4 separate regions of the Homo sapiens genome follow, and regions 2, 3 and 4 are each linked to region 1. Evidence: chromatin loops called from intact Hi-C (ENCODE). Cell type or tissue: mammary epithelial cell. All regions are shown on one strand. Each heading gives the region's core, and the rest is flanking DNA. Links, peaks and the distances in the headings are about the cores only.

The links. A loop is a pair of places that touch in the nucleus more often than their neighbours do. Peaks named below come from ENCODE experiments on the same cell type or tissue, not always from the same donor. Only the 100,000 strongest peaks of a DNase experiment are listed, where the experiment ranks them.
Region 2: a loop joins it to region 1, with 18 times the contacts of the local background. A loop is called at or near these places in 2 of 110 quality-filtered maps.
Region 3: a loop joins it to region 1, with 14 times the contacts of the local background. A loop is called at or near these places in 36 of 110 quality-filtered maps.
Region 4: a loop joins it to region 1, with 16 times the contacts of the local background. A loop is called at or near these places in 44 of 110 quality-filtered maps.

What each region holds. Positions count from the first base shown.
Region 1 is chr1:214,209,453-214,217,390 of GRCh38, reverse strand. No RefSeq gene overlaps it. Among named protein-coding and RNA genes, the nearest start is that of SMYD2, 68 kb to the left of the region's middle. In mammary epithelial cell, for the core only: CTCF peaks have their summits at 3,284 (motif pointing left) and 3,877; a DNase peak (open chromatin) is centred at 4,050; H3K27ac peaks cover 1,243 bases.
Region 2 is chr1:213,370,496-213,378,433 of GRCh38, reverse strand. It overlaps a transcript of RPS6KC1 not described here. Among named protein-coding and RNA genes, the nearest start is that of RPS6KC1, 320 kb to the right of the region's middle. RefSeq lists enhancers at 5,638-6,162, 6,163-6,689. In mammary epithelial cell, for the core only: a CTCF peak has its summit at 3,950 (motif pointing left); no DNase peak of the experiment used is centred there.
Region 3 is chr1:214,633,864-214,641,801 of GRCh38, reverse strand. It overlaps CENPF (centromere protein F), which reads right to left. Exons shown (of 20, transcript NM_016343.4): 11 at 3,801-3,936; 12 at 1-1,881. Among named protein-coding and RNA genes, the nearest start is that of CENPF, 35 kb to the right of the region's middle. In mammary epithelial cell, for the core only: a CTCF peak has its summit at 3,876 (motif pointing right); no DNase peak of the experiment used is centred there.
Region 4 is chr1:214,581,186-214,589,123 of GRCh38, reverse strand. No RefSeq gene overlaps it. Among named protein-coding and RNA genes, the nearest start is that of CENPF, 18 kb to the left of the region's middle. In mammary epithelial cell, for the core only: a CTCF peak has its summit at 3,777; a DNase peak (open chromatin) is centred at 3,833; H3K27ac peaks cover 1,222 bases.

The DNA of each region.
Region 1 (7,938 bases), core at 1,009-6,008:
CTTGTAAGAGAATCCTCTCCTTAGGTAATGGGCTACTTTTCACCAAACATGTGGACTTTTCTCCTTGTAGTCTTCATCCCTGCTACATAAAGGGTGGAATACAACTCCTGCTATTGTAGTGTGTTGTTTCATTAGCATTGCACTTTTGGAATACTGCTATTTGGGAACTACTTTCATGCCATTTCATTGCTCAAGAAAGATCCTGGTTAAATTTCCAAATTTAGAGATAGTCCTTATGCTTTCATCACTTTGTAGTTTAATTCTAGACAGAAAACCCACAGCTCTGAAGATAAGCATGCTACCTGAATAACCAGGCTGCCTGAAATCCTGCCTAACCCTGGAAGCATTGCAGTTGCATGAGTACAAAAGGAGGGAATTCCCCTGAAGGCAAAAATGAAGTCTGTCTGGTCCTGCTGAATACCTATGTCTGGCCCAGCACCTGGCACATAGTGCATGCTCAATAAATATTTGTTCAGTGAAGGAGAACAAACAGCAAATGCAATTTAATAACTCTCCCCAGTCCTTGAAAATGTTCCTGTCTGCATCACATTCTGACACAGCTGGTATCTAATGGACAGCCATTAGGTACAAGGGCTCCATGTTTCACATTTGCCAATTCATCGAATCCTTCTAGCCATCCTGTGGTATTGCTTAAAAAATCAAATCTAACAATTACAGTTTTCTCACCAGACTTGAGTAGAATATGCTTGCTAAACTTGTCCCAAACTTTTCCTGTAGTGTCAGGTTTTACCTACAAAAATTCAAGGCAGGCTGGGGCAAAATTTCTTTAGCAGCCTGGAAGCTCAACACATTTCCCTGTTACAGCGTAACAACAGAGTAGTTCTCTGGGGCGTTATCTGCTTTTAAAGTTAAAAAATATTGTAAAAGTATCAATATGCTTTGCCAAACATTCAAACCATACAGAAGCATATTTAAGCAAATACGTTACATGCCTGGTCTCTTCTCTCTTCCCCAGACCTTTCTCTGTGAACTTCATTCACCATAGGTGGCTACCACAGCCACCCATCACCTTCAGATGCTTCCCTGAACTCCTTCTGGGCCTTTCCCTAAGAGCATAGTATTCACATTGCTTTGCAACCTTGGTTTTTTAATTTAACCATATGTTGTGGACATCTTCCAGGTCAGTACATTTGATTTAACTCATTCTTTTTATCGGCTGCCAAGCAGTGATGAGCTGCCAGTACCTAACATTTGTTGAATGTGTCTATGTACCAAGTACCAGGTGTCATTTTTATTTTATTCTCACAAAAACCATATGAGATAGGTACTTTTTTCTATCCTATTTTTGTATGAGGAAACTGAGGGTTTTAAAAAATTATAATCCACTTAACTAGTCCCTATTAAGGCATAGTTAATTGAATATATATTTATACACACATACACACATCTGTAGGGTAAGTCCTGGATTCATTCATCCCACACTGATTTTTGAGAGCCCACTATGTGCCAAGAAATGTGGTAGGCACTAGGAATGCTGTGTTGAAGACAATATAGATCCTGCTTCAGTGGCGCTTATACAGTAGTGCCTAGACAGGCAAGAGTCATGACATCAGGTGGTGACGTAAGCTAAGAACAATAAGACAGTGGAGGGAATGGAGAGTGACAGAGTTACTATTCCAGAGTGTGTGGTCAGGAAAGACTTCTCTGGTGAGAGACTTGATGAAGCAAGGGAGAGAACATTCTGGAACAGGAAATCAAAGATGGAAATGTGGCAGGTTCAAGGACAGAAGAGCATATCAAGGATAACTCCAGGGTTCCGGGACTTCACTAATATGCTGAGTGGCAGGGCCATTTACTAAGAGGGGATGGGGAGCAGGAGCAGTTTTGAGAAGGTAGGGGAAAGGAAAAAGAATTCCATCGTGGACTGATGTTTGCTGTGTTTATTACACATCCAAAGGGAGGTGTTCAGAAAGGAGCCTGGGGTGCAGAGGAGAGGTCAGGGCTGGAGACTTAATTTGGCCACTGTCAGTCTATGAGACATGTTGAAAGATACAGGACTGACTGAGTGCACCTGAGTGAGGGAGGCAGAGAAGACCAGAATTTCTAAGTCAAGGAAATGCAAACATATTCCTAAATGTTGTCAAATTGTTCTTGAAAAAGTTTTGCCAACTTATACTTACCAATACCCCAGGAGAAGGCTGACTCCATACCCAGGGGTGAAAAATAAACTATTGTTTCCATTTAAATTTGTATTTATTTACTATGAATTAAATTGAGCACATTTCCAATGTTTCATTGGCCCTTTGCTCCATTTTATCCTGTGATATGCCTCTTCATGCCGTTTGCCCATCTGATCAATTGATAAGAATATTGATTTACAGGATTTATTGATCTATACATTTATTGATTTATAAGAGCTCTTAGAATATTTATATTTAAGAACATTAATTCTTTGTCATATGTTTTACAGCTTTTTATTTTTTCTTCTGATTTTCAAAGTGCTTTTTGAAGTTCAGATGATTAAAAGTTTTATGTAGTCAAGTCTAATAATATCTTTTCCTTTTAAAGCTTCTGAGTTCAATACTTAGAGCGGTCTTTTAAAATCTAAGACGGCAATAGGATTCCCCAGGTTTTCTTGTAATTAAAAGTTTCCAGTGTGTCTGATTTCTCTTATTTTCACTGCAGAATTACTCAGCAAAGGAATCCATGGAACTAATTTCTTTTTAGGCTCATTTGGCAACAGTTTGCTGCTGGTGAAGCAGGAGGAGGTTAAATAGCAGCTGCCAAGCTTTTGGTTGTGCCCAGAGCCCAGCACACGATAGGTGCTTAACATATCTTTACTGAAGGAATGCTTTGCTGGCTTTTGTTTTAACATGGGTAAAACTCTTCATAGTTGCCAAGTACTTCCCTGATGTTATCTCTTCCGAAGCTCCAGCCTTTCCTGCAGTAGAAAAAGGGGCCGGGGAGGAGGCCAGGGTGACTTGGTCAGCACTGACCAGAGCTAGGGACGACAGCTTTATAGAGGAAACGCCTCGCAGACGCCACTGGGGCAGTTCCTCTTCACCTTTCTTGGATTTGGTGACTGGAGAATTTCAAATACACAATTGCAGTTTCTACTCTGGAGCTCGCTTTGAGGAAGGAGAAAGTGTTTGCTACTCTAAACGAAATATATTGTAGGCAAAATGCATTTTGTTTTGCAAGCAGGGAGCTAGTGTGTGTGTGTGTGTGTGTGTGTGTGTGTGTGTGTGTGTGTGTGTGGTGGGGGGGGGGGTCCCAGTTTCCAGTCCTTTTCTTGTCACTTTCTGCCATCTACTGGCCATAGCACAAAATACTCTGGAATGACTTCAATGATGCCTATGAAGAAAGAGGCTTTATTCCTGTACGTTCTCAACCTGAAATGTAATTTCCCAGATAAATTTTGCCATAATTCACCAGGATCCAACATTTATTTTTTTCAAAATAACAGTTCTGTGAAGGGACTGAATTATTTGAGCAATGACTTTATTATTTTTGTTCCTTTGTCTGAGAAGCAGTATTTGAACTCTGACCACCTGAGTTTAAATATTGGCTGTATAATTTATTGTCTGTGTGACCTTCAGCAAGAAACTCAACCCCTCAGTGCCTTATTCTCCTCATTTGCAATGTGGATTTGATACTAGATCTTGCCTCTTAGGGTTTTGCTTAGATTACGTTGAGTTCTCAAATATAAAGCATATAGTATCTTGCACTGCAAGAGTACTCCATAAATGTTATCTGTTATTTGCTTGAAATCTATGTGAGTTTAGGTAGGCATTACTCTGGGACATAGAGAATTCCATAAATTAGGTATTTATAACCTATGCCCAATATTTGTGTACCAATTTTGTTTCCAAACTGCTTGCATTTTAACTCTGGAAATTCAGCCCAAAAACAGCAGCCTCTGTTCTGGAGCCCTCTTTATTACCTCCTGCTGGAATAATCCATATTACCTCTGAGCTCCCATAGCCCAGTATCTGGTCCTCTCTTGGACTGACGATTTCACCTTGGAATGTGAACTTGTCTCGCCTTGTACATTGCCTGGGTCCCTGAGGGTAAGACGCAGTCTGATTCATCATTATCTCTCACAGTCTCCCTTACACTATGTTATTCAGCAACTACTCAACAAATATTTGTTGAAAAGCCGAATGAATAATCTCATTTGATTCTCCCAGGAATCCTGAGTCAGGTACAGCAGATATGAATTGTGCACACTGAATAGATGAGGAATTGTGAGACTTGCCCCAGATGAGATGGAATGGGGCTAGAATTCAAGGCTGGGGAGAGTCTGTGACATGCCAAGAATGTGCATGAAAGAGAATCAAGGGAGCAACATAGAGGAAAAGGCTCATCCCCAGCCCGTATGCAATGGAGCTACACACTGAAGAATAATTTTGGTGGGGCTAGGAGGAAGGGTTTCGTGTCTGAAGCTGATCTTCTGGCTGTCATGCCTCATCCAAGTCCCACGGAACTGCATTTTCATAGTCCAGTGCCAACTTCCACATTTCCACTGTCTCATCAATGATTGTCAGTCTCATGACTAATGCTTTGGGACTAGATGTCAAAATATTTATTTCTCAAAATCACTTATGATTGTCAAGGGGCCACAGAACCCCTTCAGAATATCCCTGTTACTTATGATTAGGTACAAAGATCCTAGCTTTACTGGGAGTCAGGGACCATGAAGATGTCTCTATTCTATTATTCTCTATTACATTTTCATCCTTTGCTTCCACAGACGAAGGCCAAGTGAGTCTCTCCTGATGATGTTCAACCTTCATTCAACAAGTTGAATAATTACAACAAGCCATAATTACTGTTGTACATGTGTACAACAAGTGCCTATGGAGCACCTGCTAGGGGCCATGTTATGCTGGGTGCACAGGGAAGATGTGGTCCTTGTCCTCTTGCTTACAACCAGGAGGAAAGCCAATTGCACATATGAGCCATTGATATCAGTCAGCCTGGAGAGTTTGATTTTAACTGGATAACTCAATCTAAACATTTTTTTTTAAGTAGAACTCTTTGGGTGATTTCAGACATACAGAGGCTGACTGGCCAAGGAATCTATTCCTCTTTCTAATATTAGAAAGGAATATATTCTTAGGAATCTATTCTTCTATCTAATATTTATTGTCTTTAGGCTCACTTTTGCATTCTTTCGTAAAAGGTGGCCAAGTATCAAGAAAAGGCAACCCTTTCCCACACCTGCAGCTACTAGCTGGTCATCACCCCAAAGAGAAGGCCTCTAGCTGAGAATAAAAGTGGTACATCTTTACAGTCTAACAGATACCCTTCCCTTGTGTCAGAAACCATATCTCAGATTTGTAGGGAGGTGAGACTACATAGCTAGGAGATATTATGGATCCTAGTGAAACATTCTAACCCCAGTAGTAGGGGTAGCACATGACAGTGTTAGGACCTGATGAGACATTATTGTCCCTCTGGAACCTGGGGCTGCTGGAGAAATTGGCCTGTATCCCCCAAGGACACCTTAGCTGTGGAGGTTACATGGGGTTCTCAGCCCAGCCAACAGACACTGTACATGTCAGCAGTGGTGTGATGCCAGCTCTTGGGTGTGGCAGATGGGACAAAGAAAGTGGAGGGTTTTCTCCTCTGTCCAGCTCTCTTAAGTAACTAAACTTTGGCCCCCAATTCCCCGACCCCCACTGCTGATTTTCTGTAGCCCATCCAAGCAAATGAGATCAGAGAACCAAACCAGACCAGAAATGTGATATCTTTTTCCTCCCTATTCCTCATCTACCAGAGCTCTATGATTTTCACCAGTCTAGCCAGGAGAGAGAGCTCTGAATGAAGAGTAACTGAGACAATAATATTCAAGTATCCTAGACCATGCTAAATCTCTAGAGCTGGGTAATGTAAGTGTTTGGCTTTCAGCAGAGCAAAGTGGAAAAATGTGAGGCAGACAGAAGGTGTTTGAATCTCCCACTGTTAGCTTGGTAGCCACAGGCAAGTCATTCACCTTTGCATTTGTTTCCTCATTCGAAAAATGGAAATGCTAATATATCCCTTTCAGATCCATTATAAGGATTAAAAATGTATAAAGCATGGAGCATAATACAGCATCTATTATTATTGTGAAGAATATGTTGTCTTGCCCTCAAGAGACTTGTAGTGTAGTTTGGAGAACTAAGACCATCACAATAACAATCACAAGAATGTGGTCTGTAACAAACAAATGCCTGCGCAAGTCAGATAGAAATTGAAAGTAGGGAGAAAATTATCCCACCAATTCCACTACACCTGCTCAGTTTTGTCCAAATACATTTATTAAACATTTACCATGTAGCAGGCTATATTGTCATAGTTGTGTAATTTACAGGTTCAGGAGTAGTGCAATTTACAGGTTCAGAAAGACCTGGCTTTGAATCCTGTCTCTACCATTTACCAGAGGTATGACTTTGGCCATTACTTAAACTCTCTGGCTTTGGCCATTACTTAAACTCTGAGTTTATTACCGAGTGTCCTCATCTGTAGGATAGGGTTGTTAATAGTACCTGGCTCACAGGTTGCTGTGAGTAATAAATGAATTAATGTATATAATATATATTATATATATATACTGTAAGTAGTAAATATATAAGTATATAAGTATATATAATACTGAGTTATAAATGAATTAATATATGTAAAGGAAACAGCAAAGTCCCTGACACATTGTAAGTGCTCAATGAACAGTTGCTGCTATCATCATCGTCATCATCATTATCATCATCACCACCACCACCACCAGCACCACCAGTCCCTATGCTTAATGTCAGGGATTTTAAAAATGAATGATACATTTTCTGCCTTCAAGCACTTCACAGTTCAGTAGGTCCTCGTATTCCATTGAATCCCAGAAGCCTTTGGTAAGTGATCCAGGTGAACATAACCTATTTTTCTAGAACAGAAACAAATTTTGCTTAGGAAATTTGCAATATTTTGACCTAGAGCAGGGCATTGGCTTTTACCCAACGACGTCTGCTTTGGGAATGTGCTTCCCTAGAGCTCCCTGTGAAACTGAGATAGAGATTTGAGTCTTTCCTAGGCCTATTGGTTTTTACAAGAGTGAAATTTATCCTGTTCAGTCCTCATAATTATGCAAGTGAACAGACTTATTTATAGATCAGGAGTCTCAACTTACTGTATCCTTTTATATATATATATATATATTTATGCATAGCTGTGGCTTATATATTCCAGGGTATTCTAGAGTTCCCCAAAAATATGATTGAGCTGCAATTGTACTACATAAGATTAGGAAAGATTGTACTACATTTAATTAGGAAAGTAGCATTTTAGAATTAAAATGCATAAAAGTCATAAAGTGTGCTGCAGAAAAAGGATTTCCTAGTATCTGAACTCAGAATTGAGGATTTCACTCCTGGTTTATGGGGTTAGAGTGGTAGAATCACGAGAGCTTATTAAAGTCATTTAATCTAAGAATATTGAATGGTTACGTGTAACTCTGCTCAGAGGTGGGGGCTAGACCAATTGGTTTTAAAGTTTTTTTTGCTTTGCAGTGTTTAGCTCAGCTGATGGAAAGATGAAAAGAACACAGAACAGTTAAGTGGGAACTCCCACCAATCACAGGCTACATGGAATTCTCATAAGTTTTTCAAAGCTGTCCCCAAACTATCTATAACAAGTTAGCACCACTAAGGAGAAGGACATCTGTGTATTTTTAGACAGAAAAGTGCTGTCTCCTTGTCACTTTGTAGAAAACCCTTTTCTCTCTGCTTCCTCTCATTGGGCCTTCTGATATCTCAGAAGGGAAAGGAGCTACCTGGTAAATAAAGATAAGCTGTGCTTATTAGCAGAGATTTGCAAGGAAAGTGGCTGTTTAAAAAGGGATAAGGAGGTCATTGTGTTCCTCTGGCTCTAAAGCAGGGACTCATTTTCCCCAGCCAGGGCAGAGCAGCCACGAGGAGCTGAGCGAGTTGCTGGCCACCCCAGGGT
Region 2 (7,938 bases), core at 1,827-6,826, 840 kb after region 1:
ATCCCAAAACAAATAACTAAATGTATTTATTGATCACTCACTTCATGCCAGGCATTTTTCTAACCAATGAGTTGAATTAATCCTCCCACCAGTCCCATAAGGAGGACCCATTATCATCCCCTCTTTACAGATGGGGAAACAGAACAAAAAGGCAAAGTCACATGGCATAATTCCTTGAACAAAGCCAGTTATTCTAGAACTCTATTTTTATTTTACTAACTACAGTTTCACACTTAGAGGGAGAGTTAAATTAGGAGAAAGTCACAGTTGTGGTTGTCTGGTAGGTACTGCAATTATCAGCTTACAACAGCGTACCTCAGTTCCTCAGATGGCAATGCCTCCATTAAGCAAGGTTGCTGGGTGGAGGGCCCTCAGAGCTGCCCTAACAGGAGCTGGGGAAATAGGTCTCTCAAGGGGCTTAAACCTTGCTCCTGCTATTTGCATTATTCTTTACTTGCCAAATCCTTCTTCCCTATATCGTGTCAAAGTATAAATTGTTATCCCCAAATGCCAAGTTTTAGGACTAAAGTCCCAATGTGTAGGATTTTCCTATTTATTCAAGGTTTGTCAAGATGCTGTCAAGCTCAGAGGTAGGGCTTCCCCATGAAGGTAAGAAACATATTCAGCTGCCAGTTCTCTTCCTCCCAAACTGAGCAGGAATATTTTTATTTCCTATTTTCCCACCCCCAATCAGACATGTAGCACCTCTTAGCCTTGTCGTATTGAATGATTTTAGCAGTTTCCAAAACAAAATTAAATACAGCTCCAGCTTGAGAAATGTTCCACCTCCTGGAGTCATGGCATTTAGTATTATTATTCACTTATTATTATTCAAAACAAATAAGGATGATAAAACATCAGTTGGAGCCACTCCAGGACAGAAGGAACTGGAATATCTAATAAAAACCATAGTATTCCACAAATAGAAAGTGTTAGAAAATGCAGAAAAACAATGACAAAGGACATTCTGCACCTTCTCCTCAAAACACAGAACACCTGAAACAATAGAGCAGCTCTAAATGACCAGTGAATCTGACACAGAGAGAACTGTTTAGGGTACTCCCAGTTCAGACCTCAGAAAGATCAAATCGATGGGAAGCATGCAGCACAGAGTAGGTCATGATTTTTACTTTCCTTCCCTCTCTTGTGAATTTCAACGGAACTTCCTTCAAAAAGTCTAAACTCCCTGCAGCTAAGGAGAAAAGGTTATCGCATTCAGGAATTTGCTCTCCACTAGAAAACATCCAATGACCCCCACGTTCAGGAAGTCTCAGAGCCTTTAAAGCACATTTCAGCCTGAGCAAATGTTTAACTCCAACTTGGGAAAAGTCACAGGATGTTGCAAACCACCAACATCCCAAGACGGGCCTTCCCAGACTTACCTTCCCAGAGGAGAATGTGGCAGATTAGTGGTTTGGCGACTCTTACTTGGTCCCCAGTGCAAGGTGGTCAGGAATGTTACACAGATTGAGAAGCCAACCTTTGCTGAGGTCCCCCCGACCACAAGCCCTCCACCTCATTCTTCTTCTCCCTGATTGTCTCCAGTCCTGTATTATCTCGCACTACTTCCTCCAGCTTCATCTGAAGAGAGCCTCATTCCTGAGATGCCTAACTTTGGGGGTGTTGATTGTTACAAAGTAGCAGGGTTTACTTGTATGGTTCACTCTACCTAGATCTATTTCCAGAAAGAAAATAGGCAGAGACAAGGCAAACCTGGAGCCCCAGGGGACCCCCTAATTGTCTGTCTGCCCACTCTCTGCACTGCACAACCATCAACTCCTACTGCCATTTCCAGTTAGAGAAGGATAGAAAGGGAAAGAGAAGCAGAGCAGGAGGCAAAATCGGAGGAACGGTTTGCATCAATTTTGAAATAGGATGAGGAACTGTGGGACCATATCTTTTTTTTTTTTAATTCTCAATAATGTACCTAATTCTTGCATGAAATGAGGAAAACTGTCTTCTACCATCGCATTACTCATGATAGCTGAAATTTTTTAACACCTCAACATCATTAAGTATGCAATTTTAAAAAAAATAGAAACAACCTAAATATCTAACAACTGGGAATTTGCTAAGTAAATCCAAATTATTGAATACAATGCAATAATTCAAAATGCAATTTACAAAGATTTTAGGGACTAGGGAAATGCTAATGACATAACATTTAGTTAAAAACAAGATTCATTTACATACAGTTTAATCTCAGTTATACAAATATGGAAAACATATACAGTACTAGATATTGTTTTGTCTGCCAGTATCTACTTTCTCTGTCCTTGTTTCCAGCTTTTCTGGAAACTTTACACACACACACACACACACACACACACACACACACACACACACACAGTTGTCACGAGAAGAGCCATTATACACAATATGGCTGGCCCCTGGCCACAGCTGATTGGTCCAGGGTGGACATCTGACCCAAGCCAGGACAATTCTCTCCTTCCCCAGTAATTCTGGAATTGGAACTGAGGGAGTCTTTCTCTTTCCAGCAGCAGAAACGATAGGACAGCATGCCTAGTAGTTGCAGCTGTGGGCCCATGTGTCTGGCCCTCTGGGCCAGAGACCCCCCAGCAGCCAATCCATAAAAGTAGAGCGGGGAGGAGGCAAATGCAGAAAGGAAGAAACAGTTAGAGAAGGAGTGTCCTGACAAAACATAGGTCCCCCTGTCTTGCTGTTTCTGAGCCCTGGCCACATTTCTGCCCTTGGGGTGCATGAGACAGACAACCCCAGATCCTTATAATCAAGCCACCATTTTACCTAGGTCTTTTGAATTGGATTTCTGTCACTTATAACCAAAAGAATCCTAACCAATATGTGCTCCCTCAAATGCCCAATTACTTATACAATCTCCTACATCCCTCAACATGTTCTTGGGGGTGGGGGATCCGATGGCAAGTGATTTCTTTTTGCTTTTCTGTGTTTTCCCCCAAATTTTCTATTATGAACACTTTTATTATCTGGCATTCAGCATTCACCTCGAAATCTACCACCTTAATTCACTTACAACAGATATACACACTTTGCACGAGGTTAAGAGAAAACCTTATCAGAAAATATGTATTTATTAAATATGTGTGTATATGTGTGTATGTGTGTATATATGTGTATATGCCTATGTGTGTATGTGTGTATGTATGTGTGTATATATGTATGTGTATATGTGTGTATGTGTGTATATATGTGTGTATGTGTATGTATGTGAATATGTATGTATGTATATGTGTATATGTGTATGTACATGTGTGTATGTGTATGTGTGTATGCGTGTATATATGTGTATATGTGTGTATATATGTGTATGTGTATATATAAGTATATGTGTTTATATATGCGTAGATGTGTGTATGTGTGTATGTGTGTGTATGTGTGTACGTGTGTATGTATGTGTATGTGTGTGTATGTGTATGTATGTGTGTGTATGTATGTGTGTATATGTGTGTGTGTAGTAATAGTTGTTGTCGTTGTAGTAGTAAATATATGAGACGTAGAAACCAAAAATCCTGGAAACTGTTCGCCTTTTAAATTTTCCCTCCCCATCACACACGTTCCTGGAGGTCCAGGGCCAAGGCCCCCCTCCCAGAGGCCTCTGGAGGTGTGTTGCAGGCCCTTCCCTTTCTGTCCCCAGCCTAGTCCTGACCTGGTCTTCAGGCCACATTTCTCATTCCAGCCATTCTGGGATCTCTAGTGATTCATTATCCGAAGGTCAGCCATTTGTACATCTCAACAGAAAGGGCAGGAAAACTTCTACCACCTTTCCACGTGGTGTGATCACGTCTCTTTTCTTCCCTTGCTTCTCAAAGTCATTGCCATTTTGGAATTTTGGTCTCTCCTGGCATGCCCTCCCTCTCCACTGAAGCTTTCAAAACCTCTATTCTTTGGAAGCCCAGAGCAAACCCTCTTTTCTCACCGAGAATCAGAAAACTTGGCTGGCGCACCCCCTAGTGGTGGCCTAATGAATCCCCCTCAATTACTACAGGGTACAACCCCTGGGGTTTCTCAAAGTGTGTTCCATTGGACCTTAGTTCTGCAGAAAAATAGCCTAAGAGAAAAGTATTGTATGTTAAGTGAGATTTGAAAACACTGGGATAAATAAAAGTTATCAGTTTGCTTTAGTGGAGGACGTCTTCAATTCTTTAAATATACTAATGAACACTGTGAATCTCACTGATCCAGATTTATTTGATTGAACTTTTGTGAAATAATAGGATAACTATCATTTATTGAGCATTTACTATCAACCATAGTATTAGCATTTATAAATAGAGAAATTGATACATGAGGTGGTCAAATAACTTGCTTCAGTTAGGTTCACATGACACCAAGGCCCATGCTCTTAACCATTACAAGATCCTGGCTTTATGTTTGCTCCAGGATGTTATTCTGCAAATTCTACTTATACATGCCACTCTTATTCCCTATATTACCAGTCAGGAATACTACAGATTACCTCTCTATGAAACAAGAAAAGCAGGAGCCTTCAAAGGATACAGAGGTCTCCCTCACTGCCCTTGGGAAGCTTCTGGTTTCGGTGGCGATAAAGGGAAATTCACTGTCTAAATGCCACAAACAGATCCTTCTTGAAATTATCAGCAAAGAGGATGTGATAGGGCATCGTGTTAAAGATCCAGATACATATTTTCCAATGATATTATGGGAAGGTGCAATAGGCTACTTTTTTATTTCTTCTAAGAGAAGCTTGCTTTTGAGCCCTAAATACTTGTTGGCCTGCTTTTATAAGCAATAGGATATTCTGTATGGATATCTGGTTTTATATCTGTTAAGAAATGGAGATGATAATATGCCCCCTCCCATTTTTTTAAATTGTCAAATACATAATATGTTGTAAACCTTAATTCTGGCAGCATAGGTTACTTATGGATGGGTTTTCTTTTTTTGTTGTTTTGTTCTGATTTTTTATTTTTTATTTCATGTAAAAGAAACCCAAAAGTAGTTTATTGACATACATAACTGAAAAATGTAGGCTTCAGGAACAGCTGGATCCAAGGGCTGAAATAAGAACATCATTAAACCCAAATGCATCGTGCCGTACTTGGATTTTTAGAGAAAGGAAATAGCACGTAGTGCTCTAAATATGTCCTGGTCCCTTGTCCTAATTAACATAGAGAAATGAACAGATAGTTGTATGGATGTCAGGATTTAAGGATGGGCCCCCAATTCCAACACTGGCCCTCCAGCTACCCTTCTTAAATATCTGTGTAAAGACTTGATTTTTCCATCTGTAAAAATGGGCATGCTACCCCTCCTTTTTGACCTCAGTGGAAGCTGAAAGAAGCTGTAAAGTTTTCAAATGCTTTTTCGTTAGAGGATTAGATATTGTGATAATTTTTTCGCTATTAATGTTCACAGAGATAGCACTTCACACTGGCAAAGGATTTTCTAAGTATTTATTTGTTTTACAAATTTATCATTTAAAACTCCACAATTAGCTTGTCAAACATACACCTTCAACATTACAACCACAGTTTAAAGCCAATCAAGCAACAAGAGGAGAGAGGGGAATACAGATATTTATTTATATATATTAAATATGTATGTATTTGTATATCTATCCTTCTATATTTAAATTCACATTGTGTGTGCATGTGTGTGTTTGCAAGACACATATAAATGGCAAATAAGGAAACTTAAAAAAAAAGAGCGATAGATGGATGGTCCCAGATTTTAATACCACCCCCAAGGTAGAACAGGTGGTGAAAATATAATAAAACATGTTGCACGGAACTTGTCATGAATTTTAAAAACAAAAATGCCTACAGACCAAATAAACTGCTCTGACACTGGGCTAAATCTGAAGTTCCCAAACTATTTTAAATGACAAAGCGAAGTTCCCAAGAGAGGGAGTTCAACAGAAATGGTTAGAGGGCAATTGCTGCTGAACTCACACAGAAAAAAGCTAGGGTAGACGGGCAGACACCCAGCCTGCTCCCCCTCGACAGGATGGGCCACACGCAGATGCCCAATCCCGTAAGGCCAGGCCTATCTATGTGCAGGACCAAAGGGCCTGTTGACAAAGGCCTCAGGGAGCCTCCTGCACCTGCATTCCTGCCTGATAGGTGGTTTCTCAATAGATCTGAAGGCAAACATTAGGGGCATTTGCCCAGAAGCTGAGCTTATGCTTGTCAACAACCATTTTCAGGTGCCCTGTTAGAAGGTGGGCTGGAGGCCGCGGCCCAAGTGGTGCAGGCAGACACCCCTCTCTCAGCAGCACCCACCTGCACAGGTCCCACCCATTCATTCATCACAACAAGCAGCCTATCCTTTATTTTCAGTCAACAGTTTATGAAGAGCTTCCACTTCCGCTGCCTGTCTCCATTACAACAGAATTCCTGGGAGCTGCACAGCAAAGATGGCAGGACTCCATTTTGCAGTAAGGAAGAGGTGAAGTGATTTGCCCAAACTCACAGAGGTGGAATGACAGACAGCTCAAGATTTCTGACTCCTGTCCAGTCCTGTGACTACTGGAGTATGTTCATGAAGACCCTCCAGGATGATGGCGAGCAGGGAGTGGGCATTCTGGTCCCCCTCCCCCAGACTCACAAGTTCAAATGCCTGGAGAGGTGAGGTCAGGAGTGGAGGAGGTCAGTGTGCTCGGCAGCTAACCGGAAAGCCTGTGCCCCATTTCAGTGCAGGCCACTGCCTTGGCCCAGCAGGTTTATGTTATGCAGAAGTGGCAGGGTTTCTTATTTTGTAAAGTGAAAGCCAGAGATCTGAATCATTATGTAAAATATCTTCATTTTTAAATATTTGCCAACCACTAGGATAGCCACTATTAAAAACAAAAACCAAACAACAACAACCAGAAAGTAACAAGAAGATGTGGAGAAATTAGAATCCTTGTGCACTGTTGGTGGGAACGTAAAGTGGCTCAGCCACTATGGAAAACAGCATGGCAATTTCTCAAAATATTCAACATACAGTTATCAGATGATTCAGCAATTCCACTTTTGGGTATACACCCAAAAGAATTAAAAACAGGGACTCGAGCAGATATTTGCACACCCATGTTCATCACAGCAGCCAAAAGATGGAAGCTGCCAAAAAGTCCCATTGACAAATGAACGGATCAACAAAATGTGGTGTCTACATAACAGTGGAATATTATTCAGCCTTAAAAAGGAAGGAAATTTTGACATGCAACAACAGGATGAGCCTTGAGGACATCATAGTAAGTGAAATAAGCCAGACACAAAAAGACAAATACTCTGGCTCCTACTCTACGGGAGGTACCTAGAGTGGTCAAATTCACAGGGCCAGCAGGTAGAAGGACAGTTGACAGGGGCTGGGGGTAAGGAGCAAGGGGGAGTTGTTGTTTAATGGGTATAGTTGCAGTTGTGCAAGAAGGAAAGTTCTGGAGATTGGCTGCACAACCTTGTGAATGTACTTAACTCTATTGAACGGTGCACTTAAAAACAGTTAAAGAGATCAATGTTATGTGTATTTTACTACAATTAAAAATAACCACACTGTATGAATCTAACAAACCCATCTGCAGACTGCTTCAGGTCATGGGGCACGAGTTTGACATCTCTGCCCCATTCTGGTACTCAATGCCACTGCCCTGTCCCCCACCCCAAAGGCCAAGATGAAATGCATTAGAAGAGGGCCCATCTAGAGTAGAGTCTCTCTACAAAGAGGGTCAGCAAACTTGAGTTTACATCCTGGCTCCAACTCGCGCTAGCAGCAAGACCTTGAGCAAGTCAGTCATTTCATCTCTTCGAACCTCAGTTTGCTCATCTATTGAATGGGACTAATAACACTTCCCTTGTTTCCTCGGCCCTCTCAGGGCTCTGGCTCAGTAAGAGCATGTTGGCCTCCAACCCCATTTAATACCCCCATACCTCTTCCATTGAAAGCTATTCTCTCTCTTCCCATGCTGCAGTGTGGTCATGTGTTGCCCCATGAAACTGG
Region 3 (7,938 bases), core at 1,258-6,257, 420 kb before region 1:
GTTCATTCTCTTGTAATAAGTCATTAACTTCCTTTTGCATTTTGTTTTGTTCTTCCTTTAAAGTCATGATTTCTTGCTTTAAACCACCAGCCTCGCTCTTAGAATTGTTTTGGTTATCTGTCATCTCAGATCTCAGAGCTTGCTGCACTGTCTCCAACTCTAGCATCAGATTCTGATTTCTTTCTTCAGCAAATGCTAATTTTGTTAAGAATTCTTGGTGTTCCTTTGCAAATGCTTCCTTTAGCTGTTCCAACTCATTTTTCCTATTTTCACAAAGACTAGTGCATTCATTTAGCAAGCATTCTAATTTAGAATTCTTTTCCTGTGCTGCTTTGTATTTTTGACTAAGATCCTCATATGCATTTCCGGTTTCTTCACATCTTTGTAGTAAAATAAGTTTTTCTTGCTTGTACTGATCAGATAACTCTGAAATGCTTTTCTCCCTTTCATCTATATAGTTTGCAAAACTCTCACTTTTCTGGATTAAGTTCATCTTCTCTTGATTTAAGGATGCATTAATTTCCTTAAGAGTCCCATTCTCTTGGGTCAGCTCTTCAATTTCCCTTTTATTTAGAGAAATGATGGAACTCATTTCTTTCTTCTCCAAGCTTAGGGTTTCGGATAAAAGTTGTAGCTCCTTTAGAGAGTCTTCAAGTAGATGGTTGCTCTTTTTTAATTCTTGAATCTCTGCCTGCTCAGTTTCTACCTTATCATTTAAAAGTTGCAGCTCTTTTTCCTTGTTCTCAAGGGCACTTAAGGTTTCAGCAACAACATTCTGGTGAGCAGAAGTGTCTTCCTGTAACTTACTAATGCGCTGACTTGTTTCAGCCACAAAACTTTGATGCATCTGTTCTGCTTTCATGAGATTTTCTTCTATTTCTCCTTTGATTTGCACCAACTCTTCACACTGCTTTTGCAGGTCTGAGTTCATCTGTTTTTGAGACTCTAATGAAAATTCAAGTGAATCAACTCTATTTTGTAGGATGGCAGAATTTTTCGGACTTTGGTCTGCTTCTAAACGACATTCACTCCTCTCTGAAGGCATGCTTCCTTGTTCTCCAATTATATTTGCAAAGGAATGATGCATGGCAGGCTGCTGATCAAAAGCCAAAAGACTTCTCTGATGATCTTCATTTGTCACCAGAGAAGCATCTTTGGATTTTAGCAGATCCCTGAGGCTCTCATATTCGGCATGCAAGTCTTGGTAACACCGGTCTTTGTCCATTATTTCATTTGACAGTAACTGAAGCTTGTGTTCTAGATCTTCAACTTGCCCAGTAAGCTGAGAAGTCTTCAAACACATATTTTCTATTTCCTTCTGATGTTTCTGATCTGAGAACTCAGCTTTCTGCTGTAGCTCCATATAAGCTAGTTTCTGGGTCTCTACCTCCACTGACTTACTGTCTAACACGTTGTGAAGGTTTCTGATCTCGACACTTAGGTTTTCTCTGTCCATCTCCAGCGTTCTTACTCTCTCGTTGTATTCATGACTTTTTATTTGCTGTGTCTTCAGACAAGTTTCCAAGTGATTAATTTTACTCTGCAAGTTTTCCTTTTCTGATTCCATCTGAGTTAAAAGTTTTTCGTTTTCACTTTTCCAACAAGAAAACAGAGTTTTCTCTTCTTTCAATTCTTCATATTCTTTCTTTTTTAACTCTAAAGCACTCAGCAAGGCTTTGGACTCTTTCTCTGTCTTGCTTAACTTATCATTAAGTTGTTCAATGTGATGTTCTCTTTTCTTCAAAAGGTCTTGAGAACAATCTCGCTGCTTTTCCAGATCAGCCACAGCAAGCTTCAGTTTTTCTAAAGTCAAGGAGTTTTCTTGCTGATTTATTTTTTCTTGAAGATCTCTTAACATGGTTTCCTGAGAGGTATTCTTCGCTATTTAAAAATAAATAAAAGTCGTCAATGTTTGTAATAAATGTTTATTCTACAGAAACGCTAACCCCTCCCCCCGCCCCCTGGCAAAATCCAAACAAACTAACAACTACTCAAGCCCTGGAAAAACTGGCATTATTGCCTGGGTACCTCCTAGAAAGTGGATCACTTGGTAATTATCTTATATAAAAATGAGAAAAATGGTTATCTTAAGGAGAGTAACACATTTGTTCATCTTCTTTCTAGCAGCTTAAGAACATGTTATTGAATAAAATACCAAGGGATGATTTTCCTAAGCACTGTTTCTTTTCTTTGTATGTGTTTACATATGTGTATATTTTTACCATCTTTTCAAATATTTATTCCAAGAGAGAAAACTGGGACAAGAACAGCACTGAAATGGGAACATCCCACTTTATTGTAGAGTAATTCTGATGTCTCAGAAAAGTAAATAAGTACTCCACCATTTTAGCTAAAACATCCACAGGATTAGACTTAAGTAGAAAAGAGTAAATGATGCCATATATCAGTAATTCTCAAGGCCTATATGTGAATATTCCTGAGGAACATTATCACCCCCATCCCAGCCCCTCATAGTAAGGGTGGCAGTGTCTATGAATGTCACAGTCATTTGGAAGCTTCTTCAAACTCCGTTACCCCCTGTCTTCTGCCTAATGACTCATCTATACATACTGGCCCCTCCTGGTTGGGAATAACCACGATGTTTTCATTAAACAGTGATAAGAAGGCTTCATGTTGCTCAAGTATGTTGGGGGAGATTGAAAGTTGAGAACCTCCACAGTAGATGATAAAGGTAACATGTATTACAATCTCAGACATCATATCAAGTGGAAAGCAGTACGAACTTCTAAGCTGTCAATCTCAATCTACCTACTTATAGTTAAGGGCTTATGTAGACAGCACCACAAGGGCTTCATCCCACTTTGCTGTGAGCAACTCAAACAATCACCTGGGTGATCAACACTGAAAAATGCCCCAACTGTTCCTTTTCTTACAGTTTCCCTTCAAGAAAGCTGAAAACTGACATTTCTATCTGCTGCTGTGGAAAAACTAAAAGCTGTCTTGGGAAGATTGGGTTTTTGTTTTGTTTTATTTTTTTGAGATGGAGTCTCGCTCTGTCGCCCTGGCTGGAGTGCAGTGGCGCAATCTCCGCCTCCTGGGTTCATGCCATTCTCCTGCCTCAGCCTCCAGAGTAGCTGGGACTACAGGCACCCGCCACCACACCAAGATTGGGGTTTTAAAAAAATAGTCACAGAGAAGTGTGACACACATTCCACAGGACAGAGTTCAAAGAAATTCTAGATATGCAAACACCCCAGGTGAGAAAATAAAGGGTATGTAGAAGACATCCGGCACAAACATACAAATATGAAACCAAGAGTGGATTCATTTGATGTGTAGAGCAGAATTCTTTGGCTTTAAAATAAGAAAATAAAATCATTCAGTCAAGTAAGTCATCAAAAAACAATGGTCATTAGGAGCTTGGAAAACATGCATTTAATATAGGGTTTTTCCATTATAAGGGAAATGGTAATGAGTCAGGAGATGAGCTGTCTGGATGTAACTAACAAGCACACTAGAGACACAGAGAATAGCACTCGGGGGTGAGAGACAGCACTGACAATTTAGCTTTGTGTGGAAAATATTTACCCTTCTGATTTCAAAGTGCTGAGCATCAGGCGTTTGGGACTCAATATGTTCCAATTAAAAAAAGTCCCACTCTCACTCTGGAAACTAAAAACTAGAAGAGGGAAAACTCTTCCACATCAACTGCGCACATCTTTTTGAGGGAATATATGAAAAAAAATCCAAAGAGTTTCTCTAATATGTTAATGCCATCCATCCCCTCTCACGGGAATAGCAGCTTAGAAAGGTAACTCTAAAATACTAAGTTTACTTACCTTTCATTTCTTCTGCAAAATTCTGGCTCTGATTTAAACACTGTTTGATGTTCTTGAGTTCTGCCTCCAGGTGGCAGACTTCTCTGGCCTTTTGCTCAGAGTGACTCTTAAGGAGGTTGTTTTCCTTCTTCATTTCCTAAAACACACATTTTAATTGGTTATAGCCAAAACGAATGCTCAAGTAAGTTATGACTTCTGCCTTAATAAAGGTCCCTAGCAGAACTGTTTGTGTATCTCACTAGGGAAAGAATCACAATTTCCCCGTTTGAGTACCTAATGAAGTCAGACATTCTTACTTAAATAATGTTATGAACAGAAGACAACAGCATCAAACCCAAATCTGAAGATAATTTTTTCTTTCAAGAAGTTTCATTGAACTTTCTCATTGTTCATACGCCTATTAAAGAGTAAGCTCAAAAGGAAAATCCTATCTACAAGATCCTCAAGACAAAACCTCCAAGTTCCTATCACACCTGAATGGCCAAATATACCTTTGCAAACATTTGATTTGTTAATAAACCAAAAAAAAAAAAAAATCTCAGCACATATGTTTACTTTTCATTGCAAAACCATCTTAAGGTTTGCTGTTACAGGAATGATTCTGTGGGAAAAATTACCTTCAATAAATGCTTATCAAGAAAACCAACAATATTCAAGATGCTGGAATGTGCATTACAAAAAATGCAAATATAAATAAGACAGAGTCTCTGCCCTTGGGGCAGACATCCTCCAGTGGGGGAAGATGTGATACTAATCATTTAATACACAATAGGATATGCTAAATACTAAAGAGACATTGAGTGTGCTATGGGAAATCAGAGGGCTGGAACACAGAGGAAGAATTAATTCTAGCTTCTGAGCTTTCACAGTGAAAACAGGTTCTTTGGGCATCTGATTGAAGAGACATCCACGCAACAGCATGCAATAAAGTAACACAGGTACATGTGTAGTTCCATTCTACTACTAGGGAGGCCTATATGTTCTGAATCTTAAAAGCAAGCAATATTTACATGCCAAAGAAAAACTTTTTTGCTTATTAACCACATAAGACTCACATAACAAACAAGTATCTCAACCTATACTGTATGCCACCCTTTGGACCACAGGGAATTGGCATAAATCATTACAAGCTAAGAGAACCAAGCACCTCACATCCTCAAGCGGGGAAAAATCATATAAAGCTAACTTTTTTCTAAACTGCATTTCAAACCTACCAAAATTACCCCTTTGTGAAGTAGAGGAAAAATTCTGAATCTTAAAGAAACAATTAAGACCCATCCTCCAAAACCCTACTGCACTGTTAGAAAACAGATGGCCGTGGCAATACTGTGTTGGAAGGCTGCCTTCAATTATCAGTCTGGTTACTACCAGCAGATGGGTACCGATGTAGCAAAGCCAAATTCAAGAAGAGGGAGAATCTGGCTAGTAGAAAGTACTTGAAAACTTGCTGGCAGCTGCTCCGTTCATGTATATGCGTTCATTTCATCATTAAAATAAGACAGAACCTGTTGTAGTTATTATACTCCCATCTACCGTGTCCTGATCCTGCTTCCCTGCTGCTAAACTGACACTCTATCGAATTAAGATATCAATCAGAACTAAAGGGCAGCTCCAACCGATCTCAAGATTGATAGGCTAACATTCACACTAGTCAGTGTTAAACTTTGCAAAGCACGATCATTAAGGTGCAACAATGTTATTGATTTAAATTAGCATCATTAAATTATGGAACGTATAATGACTGGTTTGTTCTTCAGACTCAGAATAATCACCCCTCAAATGAGATCACAGATGTGAAAGGACAAACATCTTAAAGCACTTTGACAGGGGCAATGTAGCATTATTAGTAGTATTTCCTCCCAAAATTTAACAGTAGCCAGATCTCTGTAATCAATGCTAAGATCAGCTGAATGAGGTCAACATAGAAGAGGAACTAGAATGTAATTACCTGGGTCGACTTAGCATTTTTATTTTGCAAATGAAAAAATATTTTCTTACTCTAAAAAAAAAATTTTTTAATCAAATCAAATGACACCTGCATCTGGAGGCTTGACAAGAAAGCTGGAAAGACACTGTGCAAAACTAGGTGCGTCCCAATAGGAAGGAAGGAAAAAAGAAGAGAGAGAGGGCACCAGGGAAAGATGGGGAATTTTATGTTTATGTGTTTGTTGGTCTCGATCCATGTCTGTCCATAACTGGAGACATTTAAATGAATAGTAAGCTCAATGGAAAGATTAACATGACTTTCTCTATTCTGGCATTAGCTCCGTAAATATTTGTGTCTAACGAAGAAATGTTCAGCCAATCCTGGGACCCAGCAGGCTTATAATGCTATGGCTATGACCAACCCAAGAATTTTAAAAGGCCAGAATTTAGAAAATGAACATCTGAAAATGGATGTGCAAGCTGCCATCCATCAGCAATTAGTTTTCCACGAGGCTACAGCCACTTAAGACTTGATTGGGTATCTCATTATCAACAATGAGTTAAGCATACAAAGATACATTTTCCTAGGCATCTCCTGCATCCTCACATGATTTGCAAAATTGGGTACTATGCTGGAAAAGCACAACAAAAATCCCTATAACCACAAGCCAGCATTAGAGCTTAGCAAGCAATTCCACCCAGATCAACTTCGCTTTAGGAGCAGCAAGGGAGGCATCATTTCCTAGGGCCAGACAAAACAAATTTCAGCTACTGTGTGGCATTTCATGATCCCATCCATGAATATAGCTTAATACGTCCCCTGCTGGGCGAAGCCTATATACTTGGATAAGGGATGGATGCAAAGAATGTGTTTTTCCCTTTCCTCCTCATCTCTCTTGCTTGCCAGAGCCAGCTCCTTAGAGGACCTAGTGTAATACAGATCCCTATGCTTGGAAAGGTCCCCAGGCAAGTGTTCCCTCATCTTGACTGTCAAACGATGGTATTTTATTGCCTAACCCCAATGCTATGGGGCTGGCACTGGATAGTGGACGAGCAGCTTATCTAAACCCTCCATTCACTTTGATACTAAATGTTAACTTTACCCTTGATTGGGCCATTAAATCACATTTCCAGTACTGATAATTTCTCATTGTGAGCAGCATGTTTACTAAACACAGACAAGGAAAATTTCAGTACAACTGTCACATTATTTCGGCATCCAAAACCTATAAGCGTCCTAAATTTGTTAGTGCTTACATATAATTAGACACAGAAAGATACCCAGAGTGACACAGTAATAGAACAGGCAAAATTATAAATATGAGAAATCTCAAGTGCACTGTCCCCTGATCACACTTTCTGTGCCTGTAGGTGACAGCAAACAATGCTAACATCAAAAGGTCATGGCAGTGATGAAGACCAAGGCAATGGGCAGGTGTTGGACTGCAATAACTGACTGAGCACTTATGTGCTGGGCACTGGGCTAAGCACTTTACATACAATATTTAACTTAACCAAGAATACAGCCTTGAAAAGGCAGGAGAATGATTTGTCCCTATATGCAGATGAGGAAAGTCAGACTGAGAAAGGGTAAGCCACTGTCTAAAGGTCACATTGTGGTAGGTGGCAGAAAAGCAACACAATCTCAGATCTCACTCACTCTAAAGCCACTACCATTTTCCCACTAAGTTACACCACCACTCTAACTGGGTTCATCAGTTATCTGGTCCCAATCCCAATGCAAAACACAAGAGCCAGCCAAACTCTTTGAAATCTTGCTATCACCCTCAAAAGATGACACATACATAAACATAACCATAAATTAAGACAAATATTAACTTCATCCCCAGGCCCGGTGCTAGACACTTTCACACAGATGCCCTCATTTGACACAGACATCAATGATATACCAGTGAAATGTGATGCATGCACCTCAGTACAGGCTGGGATTAACTGAGGACAGCGCTACAGCTCACGGACCAGACCTCGTGGGGATGAACAAGTCTTCAGAAACACCTGCAAGACAATGTCCAGCCCACTACTGCGACTTGGCCAAGCAAGCAGTTTTTAAAGTGTTTGGACTCTCTTAACCAGATGATTGCTTTTACAAAATGTTTCCACCAGGCAGCCAGTGGAGTCGCGGGAGAGTTCCTGGCTGAAAGGGAAGCTCACAGAGGGAAGAGTTCGATGCCAGTCTGCCTGTGGAAATGTT
Region 4 (7,938 bases), core at 1,122-6,121, 370 kb before region 1:
TAGAGAATGACTTATCATTTGAAAAGCAGCTCCTGTTGTGCTACTGGGCCAGCAGACACTGAGCACCTGACCTTGTAACATCAGGTGTATAACCAGAACAGTCCATCACTACCTGAATATTGCCAGATCTACCAAGTCATGGGTTCTAGCGGATGTGGCAGCAAACCATCCTAGGATGAGGCCCAAGCAGGTTGAAAACGCATAAATAACTTAACATAAATAGCAAGCCATAAGTCACCTACTCTGTTTCACAAAGGCTTTCTCTCTCAATACCCATCTATGGCCTTGTGGTGAGTTCCCCAAAAGTAGCCCACCCAAAAAACACCTGATTGTGGTTCACAGATAGGTTGGCTTCATATGTTGGTATGTCTTGAAAATAGGTGGCTGCTCCCTACAACACCACAACAGGGGACTTCAAAGGGCAGAGCTGTGAGCAGAACAGCAGATCATCTACTTCATATGGGGAAAAGGTGGTCCAAGGTTAGAATATATTGCTGGGCAAATAATTTGGCTGATAGGAACAACATTAAATTATTGTAGACATAGAGATTTAAAGAAGAGGATTGTAGATAGACCTTTTAGGAACGGAAAAAGATTGTGGGGGTCTTGCATCTTTTGTCAATACCCACTAGAGAGCATCCACCATAGGTAAGACAGGAAACAACCAGGTGGACAGGACAATTTTTCTGGTGGATTGTCCAGTGAGTGTCCTTCATTACCAAAGCGTTTGCACAACGGTCTCATCATCAGAGCAGCTATGCTATCGGGGCTAGTGGCTATAGATGGGTCGAACAGCATGGACTGCCTCTCATCCTCTCTAAACTGGTCTAGCCACCATTTTTGCTAAATAACCACCCTGTCAGTAGCATACTGACACTAGGTTCTCAGTATGGAACAATCCTAAGTAAAAACAACCAGCTCCTTGGTGGCTAGTAAATTGCATTGGATCCCGTCCACCTTGAAGGAAATGATACCTACTCTCTCTGCAGTAGCTGTGCCAGCACTGCCCTCTGAATGTTGACAGAATACCTGATTCACACCCGTGGGATCCTGCATAAGATTGCCTTGGACCAAGGGACCCATTTGACTGAGAAATATGTACATGATCATAAGATTCACTGGTTCTACCATCTTCTACCTATTTCTTGAAAGTAAGTGGTCTGATACTGATATGGCTTAAGTTGTGACCCCAATAAATTCATATTCTGAATTCTTCAGCTTCTGAAATCCTAACCCCAGGTACTTCAGAATGTGACCTTAATTGGAAACAGGGTAGTTGCAGATGTAATTTGTTAAGATGAGATCAGTAAGGTGAACCTTAATCCAATATGACTAAGTCATTATAAAAAGGGGACATTTTGACTGGGAACTATGCCTTACACCCATAATCCCAGCACTTTGGGAGACCAAGGTGGGAGGATTGTTTGAGGCCAGGAGTTCAAGACCAGCCTGAGCAACATAGCAAGACCCCATCACTACAAAAATTTTTAAAAAATTAGCTGGGTGTGGTGGAATGAGCCTGTAGTCCTAGCTACTTGATAGGCTGATGTGGGAGGATCACTTGAGCCCAGGAGTTCGCGGCTACAGTGAGCTATGATTGCGCCACTGCATTTCAACCTGGGTGGCAGAGTGAAATTCTATCTTTTTAAAAAATAAAAAAGAAGACATTTGGACACAGAGACACAGGGAGAACGCTGTATAAAGACTGTCATAAAGACTGTCATTACACTGTCGCAAACCAAGTGACATCAATGATTGTTGGCAAACTGCCAGAAGCTAGGAAGGAGGCATGAGACAGAATTCCCTTCCCAGCCCTCAGAAGGAACCAATTCTCCCAATACCTTCATCTCAGACTTCTGGCCTCCAGAACTGTGAGACAATAAATTCTGTTATTCTAAGCCTCCAGGTTTTTGATACTCTGTTATAGCAGCCCTAGGAAACTAATATAGTAATAAGATACCATATTGGAATGGCTTACTTGTGGCTTCACTAAAGCAGGAGTTCATCCTATAGAATGGGAAAACTATTCTTCACAGTGCACTATCAGCATTGAACTAGTGTATCAAGCTATGTCCCCAATAGCTAAAATATACAAGTCTAGAAGCTAAGAAATGGAAAAAGAATTGGCTCTTCTCACTATCACTACAAATAATCCACATGTTCTTCCCTTTCCTTCTACCTTAGGCTTTACTGGGTAAAGTGGGGAGTGGGGAACACTACTCCTAGTGACACATAAGGGTTCCACAAAACCTGATGCTGTAACTCGTCTCTTTGTTTTCCTTATGTGGGTAGACCAGCAGGAAAAGAAAAGAGTTGTAATACTGGTAAGGTTAGTCAATCCTGATTATCATGAGAAACTAGACTTGCTGGTACATAAAGGGACATGGAAGAATATGGAACTCAGGGCATCCACTGGGGTACCTCCATATGCTTTTATGTCTAGTGAAAACAGTGAGCAAGCAAATGCAGCCGTCACAGCCCAACAAAGGAAAGGCGACCCAAGGCCAGACCCTCTGGGATGAAATTCTGGGATTCCCCCATCAGGCAAATAAATTATTAATAGATCAGATAATGCTGATCAAGGATAGGGAAATCGAGAGTGGGTGGTGGATGAGACAACTGACAAATGTCATTTGGAGCTTGGGACCAGTTGTAATAGCAGGGACCACAGCTCATTCCATTAACTCTCTGTACAAAGTCTTTTTTAGATATTATGGCCACCATATAGGGACAAATAGATCTGAACAGGGTAAGAGGTGGACTAACAATTACCTTCATGTCACCTACTTGGCCCATTTCTGATTTCAGCCACAGATGTGCTAGGCAATTCTTTGTGGGCACAGACTCTTTCCAGCTCAAGTGCAAGTCACCAGTTTCTTGGTGTGTCTCTACTCCAGAGCTTTCTCAGAAGATAAAGGAGCCTGCTCAGCCAGCACACAACCATGGCCTGGAAATGTGGAGACAGTTACAGCTTCCAGGGGCAGTTCTCAACCAATGGGATCAGAAGCCAGTGAACAAATGCCCCAGTGTTCCATCTTTCACTTGGGCAATTCCGAGAGATCCAAAAGAATCAAACCCCAGGTACTTACTGCTACAAATGGTGACATTGCATCCTTATACTTTTCCTTCTTCCCTGTCTCACTCTCCCTGACCCCACCCCTCTACCATTTTGCTTCCTGGAATCATCACCCAAATAAACTATGTCCACCAAATCTATCTTAGTCTCTGCTTCTGAAAGAACCCAAAGTAAATGGAAGGTGCCATACACTTGATGTATTCTTTTTGACCAGTGAAAAATCTATCTTGGTCCTCCAAATATTGCAAAAACTTACATTATGTAGATGGAACCTCAGTGACCTTACCTGTGAAATTAAAAGTATAATCATAATGGGATTTGCCTGTCACTGGTAATTTAAGAGAGGGCTCTGGTAGATAATGATCATGCTTTCATGCTGGTTTTGCACATTTCTAGACTTCTTTTGATGATAAAACAATGAATTTAACACATTCTTTGGAGCAATAATTAATTTTCAAAGCTTGACATTAGGATATTCTGAGTCCTTTTAGAGAAGAAAGGCTTGGAAAAAACATTACATATTCAACATATTGCCATAATTTAAATAAAGTCAATTACAAATAGATAAATATTCAACATCTTGGTACATTTTAAAGAAATTGATCACAAACCATATGACTACTACTCAGTGATATGAACTGAAGCCCAAGAAAAAGGACCTTACACTTTTAAAAAGCTTTTTCTATTCCTACCACTAGGTGATTCTCTATACCTAAAAAAGTCTTTGAAAGTAACCTATTTTGTCCCACACACTCTGACTCACTGCATTTTCTGTCTTCCTCTGTCTTTTCCCTCAGTGTATCTAATGTGTTTGCTCACACTTTCTTTAGAATAACATTTGGTTGTTTAAAGTGAGAAAAAAGAAAGAAAAAAAGGCTCATAATCCTACAGCTTAAATAATCTTTCATATTAACAAAATCATACAATAACACACAATATGAAATTCCAGATATTCAAAAAAGACATAAAAGATGAGTTTGGGAAACTAGAATGAACACTGAACATCCACTAGTCTAGATCCTCATTTTACAGCTGAAGTCAGCAAGATTGAGATACAGTCAATGCTCGAACAACACAGTGGTGGGGGGAGGGAGTGGTTAAGGGTGCCAAACCCATCCTGTGCAAAACTTTTGACTCCCCAAAAACTTAACTACTAATAGCCTACTGTGGACTGGAAGCCTTACCAATAACATAGGCAGCTGATTAACACATATTTTGTATGTTATGTGTATTATATACTGTATTCATACAGTAATAAAATGAGCTAGAGAAAAAAATGTTGGCCGGGCACGGTGGCTCACACCTGTAATCCCAGCACTTTGGGAGGCTGAGGTGGGTGGATCATGAGGTCAGGAGATCAAGACCATCCTGGCCAACATGGTGAAACCCTGTCTGTACTAAAAGTACAATAATTAGTTGACAGTGGTGGCATGTGCCTGTAATCCCAGCTACTCAGGAGGCTGAGGCAGGAGAATTGCTTGAACCCAGGAGACAGAGATTGCAGTGAGCTGAGATAGCGCTACTGCACTCCAGCCTGGCGACAGAGCAAGACTCCATCTCAAAAAAAAAAAAATTGTTATTAGGAAAAGCATAAAGAAGAGAAAATACACTTATAGTACTGCACTGTATTTATCAATATCATAAGTTTACAAGATGAATCATCTGTCTGAAATGGTGGGCAACTGCAGCTGCCAACCTCAATCTACAGACTGTGCAATTCAACTTTTATATCAAGCAATTCAGCTTTTTCTTGTAATGTCATGACCTTCTCTGCTTCCTGGGAGTACTACCAGTATCACTAGCAGCACTTTGTATGGGTTCCATGGTGTTATTCAAAGTTTACAATATTACACTAAACATGATGAAAAATACACAACAAGCACGAAAGGTAACTTTTTATTGTGATATGAAATTTACTAGAGATGAACTGCTCCCGTGGAGATGAATAGCCTCACACAGCATTTTAAGTTGATACAACACTTGAGCTCAATGCAATAGCAACAGAAGGTGGTTATGAAATTATCACAGTAGTACAGTATGTACTACAGTTAATTTTATGCAGTTATGATTTAATACTGCATTTTTACATTGGTTTACATTTCTCTCGACTGAATGGTACCATGCACAGTCTGTGTTCGTAGGCGTAAGTTTTAATACATTTTAACTTTTTATAATAAATTTGGGCATATTTTATGGTAGTAAATGATAAAATAGACTAGTAGCTACATATATGTTATGCATTTGTAACATATCTTTTTCTTAATGTTTTGATATTTTTAGAATATGTGGTTTCTCTGCAAGTTTTTTCAAGCTGTCAAAAATCTCCAAAAATTTTTTCAATATGTTTATTGAAAAAAAAACCCTCATATAAATGGACCTACACCATTCAAACCCATGTTGTTCAAGGGTCAACTGTATTTCTAAAAATTAACACAAGTTAATCAGGGAAGAAAAGCAAATTTAAAAACTTTGAAAAGAGAAAACATCATCATTCTGGAATCAATTACTTCCCAGAAATTTAAAACACATTCTTATAACTCTTGCAATAGTCATTTTTACGAAGGAACTAAAATGATTTATATATTTTTAAAATCTCAGTAGCTCCTTAGGAAAAATGCTTATCTAATGCTTATTTCTTCCAAAGTGTGAAAATCAATGTATGTTACATTTTCCCTTTCTTGGTTGGAAGCTTGATCCTCAAGAAAAGTGGCTTTTACGAGCCCAAGTTTCCAAAAAGACAATGTTACAGCCAAAATAAACCTCGCGACTTGCAAGACAAGTTTGCTCAAGGAGCAAGTTTTTATCATCGTGTGACTAAGTTAAGGATCAATTTGTCTCTATCTCATTTTCAATAATAGTTTTGACCCAGGTGTTAGATTAACCATGGACTAAGGTGCATGATTCTCCTGAGCTCTATGACCACGTGTCTTCACATCTTGGAATGAAAGTGAAGGAATTCCCTAAATCAGGAATACAGCTTCAGTGCCCCTAAGAATAACATGGAAAATTTTTTTTTAATGTTTAATTTGAGGCCATACCTAGGTATTGGGGTAGATTACAGAAATCCATTTTATGAATGAAGCAGGCATCTGTGTGGTCAACAGATAACATATACATATTTCCTGGTTGACTTCTATTTTCCTGGCACCTCTCTGGTTTAACATGTGTCCCAGAGTTATTGCTGTTGTTGCTTTAACAAAAGATTATTATTATTAGCTGCGTTAAAATAAGCCAGGACTGGTTTAGTGGATAACTTTGAAATAGGACGTAGGACTCGACTCTGGAGGCAGGGCTCAGACACCTGACCTAATTGAGGACTAGTTAAAACAGGGATGGGGTGGAAACACCTTTCCATATAAGACATGCCCACCAGTGTGCCATGTCAGTTTACCATTGCCATGGCAACACCCAGAAGTTACCACCCTTTTTCTAGGAATTTCTGCGTTAATCGCCTCTTAGTTTGCATGTAAATTAAAGTGGGTATAAATTTGACTTCAGAACTGCCCTCAGCTACTACTCTCAGCACACTGCCTGTGGAGCAGCCCTGCTCTGCAGGAGCAGTCACAGAGCTGCAGGACTGCTGGAGCTGTAACTCCGCCACTTCAATACCTACCGCTGGCTTGCCCTTGAATTCCATCCTGGCTGAACCCCAATTTGGGGATCATCTGCCCTGCATCAACTTTGTACTTCCATATTGTAGCATAGTCTTCCCTAGTAGTGTGTGAGATACATGTGCCATAAACAGAGTTCAACACTTAACAAGTGGTTAAGTCTGAGCTATCAGTGATAACTTCTTTCACCTTTCTTAAACCTTTCTTAAGGCACAGGTAACTAACTCCTCCATTTTAAGGATAGCGGCATATCTCATGCTGGCTTGAAAAAACAAAGTGTGGTTGCATACGGTGACTTAGGACAACTAACTTTTCATCCCAAAGGATGTGGGAGAAATACTTGTTGCTGCTGTCCCTGGCACCCATCTGGTGTATGAGTCAGTTGTGCCTTGGCCCCAGGTGGGGCCTGCAAGATGATTAAGGCACAAGGCTGCCAATCTGCCAGACAGTGGGGTCAGTGTGAAATGTGGGAAATTAGAAACGTGGTGAATGTGAAATACATGCAGGAAGTGGAGGCTAAGCATGCCTACCATAAAGCTTACACAAAGTAGTGTGAGCAATCCTGCTAAAATGGTTTTGGCATATACTAGATAGGGTAAATCTACAACTATTTATTTACCCTATCATTTGGTAACACTTTTCAAAAATGTTGTGATGAACTCTCTCAGCAACAAAGAGCTCAAAAAACAAAACAAAGCAAAAAAGCATGTTTAATGAAATTTCAAATGCAGATTTCTCATTTCTAAATAAAGTTGACGATGAAATATAACGTGCATAAAATATTTGCCAACATTTATCAGCCTCCTTGGGGCCTATAGTAATGAAAATTAGAAGACATAAATATGTTAAGGAGGCCCCAGAATTTACTTCAAACCTTAGCTGTTATTTTAAGCTTTTCTTCGACAGGCATGAAATATGAAGCAATAGCTGCTAATATATTTGGTTTAATTAACAGAACTCTGCAAACAGCTCATGATTTCTGTTTTATGTGTCACCAGCTGCTTCAAATTAAAATTTAATTAATTCCAATAATTGTTCAATATTTTCATGAAATTCAGTGACTCAAAGCTTTTGAAAGTTCATCTGACTTTATTGTGTCTGCTATTGCAAATTCAGTGACAAAATTTGTGAGGATCATATAAATACAAATTCTGGTGATGCACACATTATATTTATTGTCAATTAGTTTATTGATAAATAAGAAATCTATAAAGCAGAAATGTTCTAGAAAACTTTTAGAGAAACGCTATT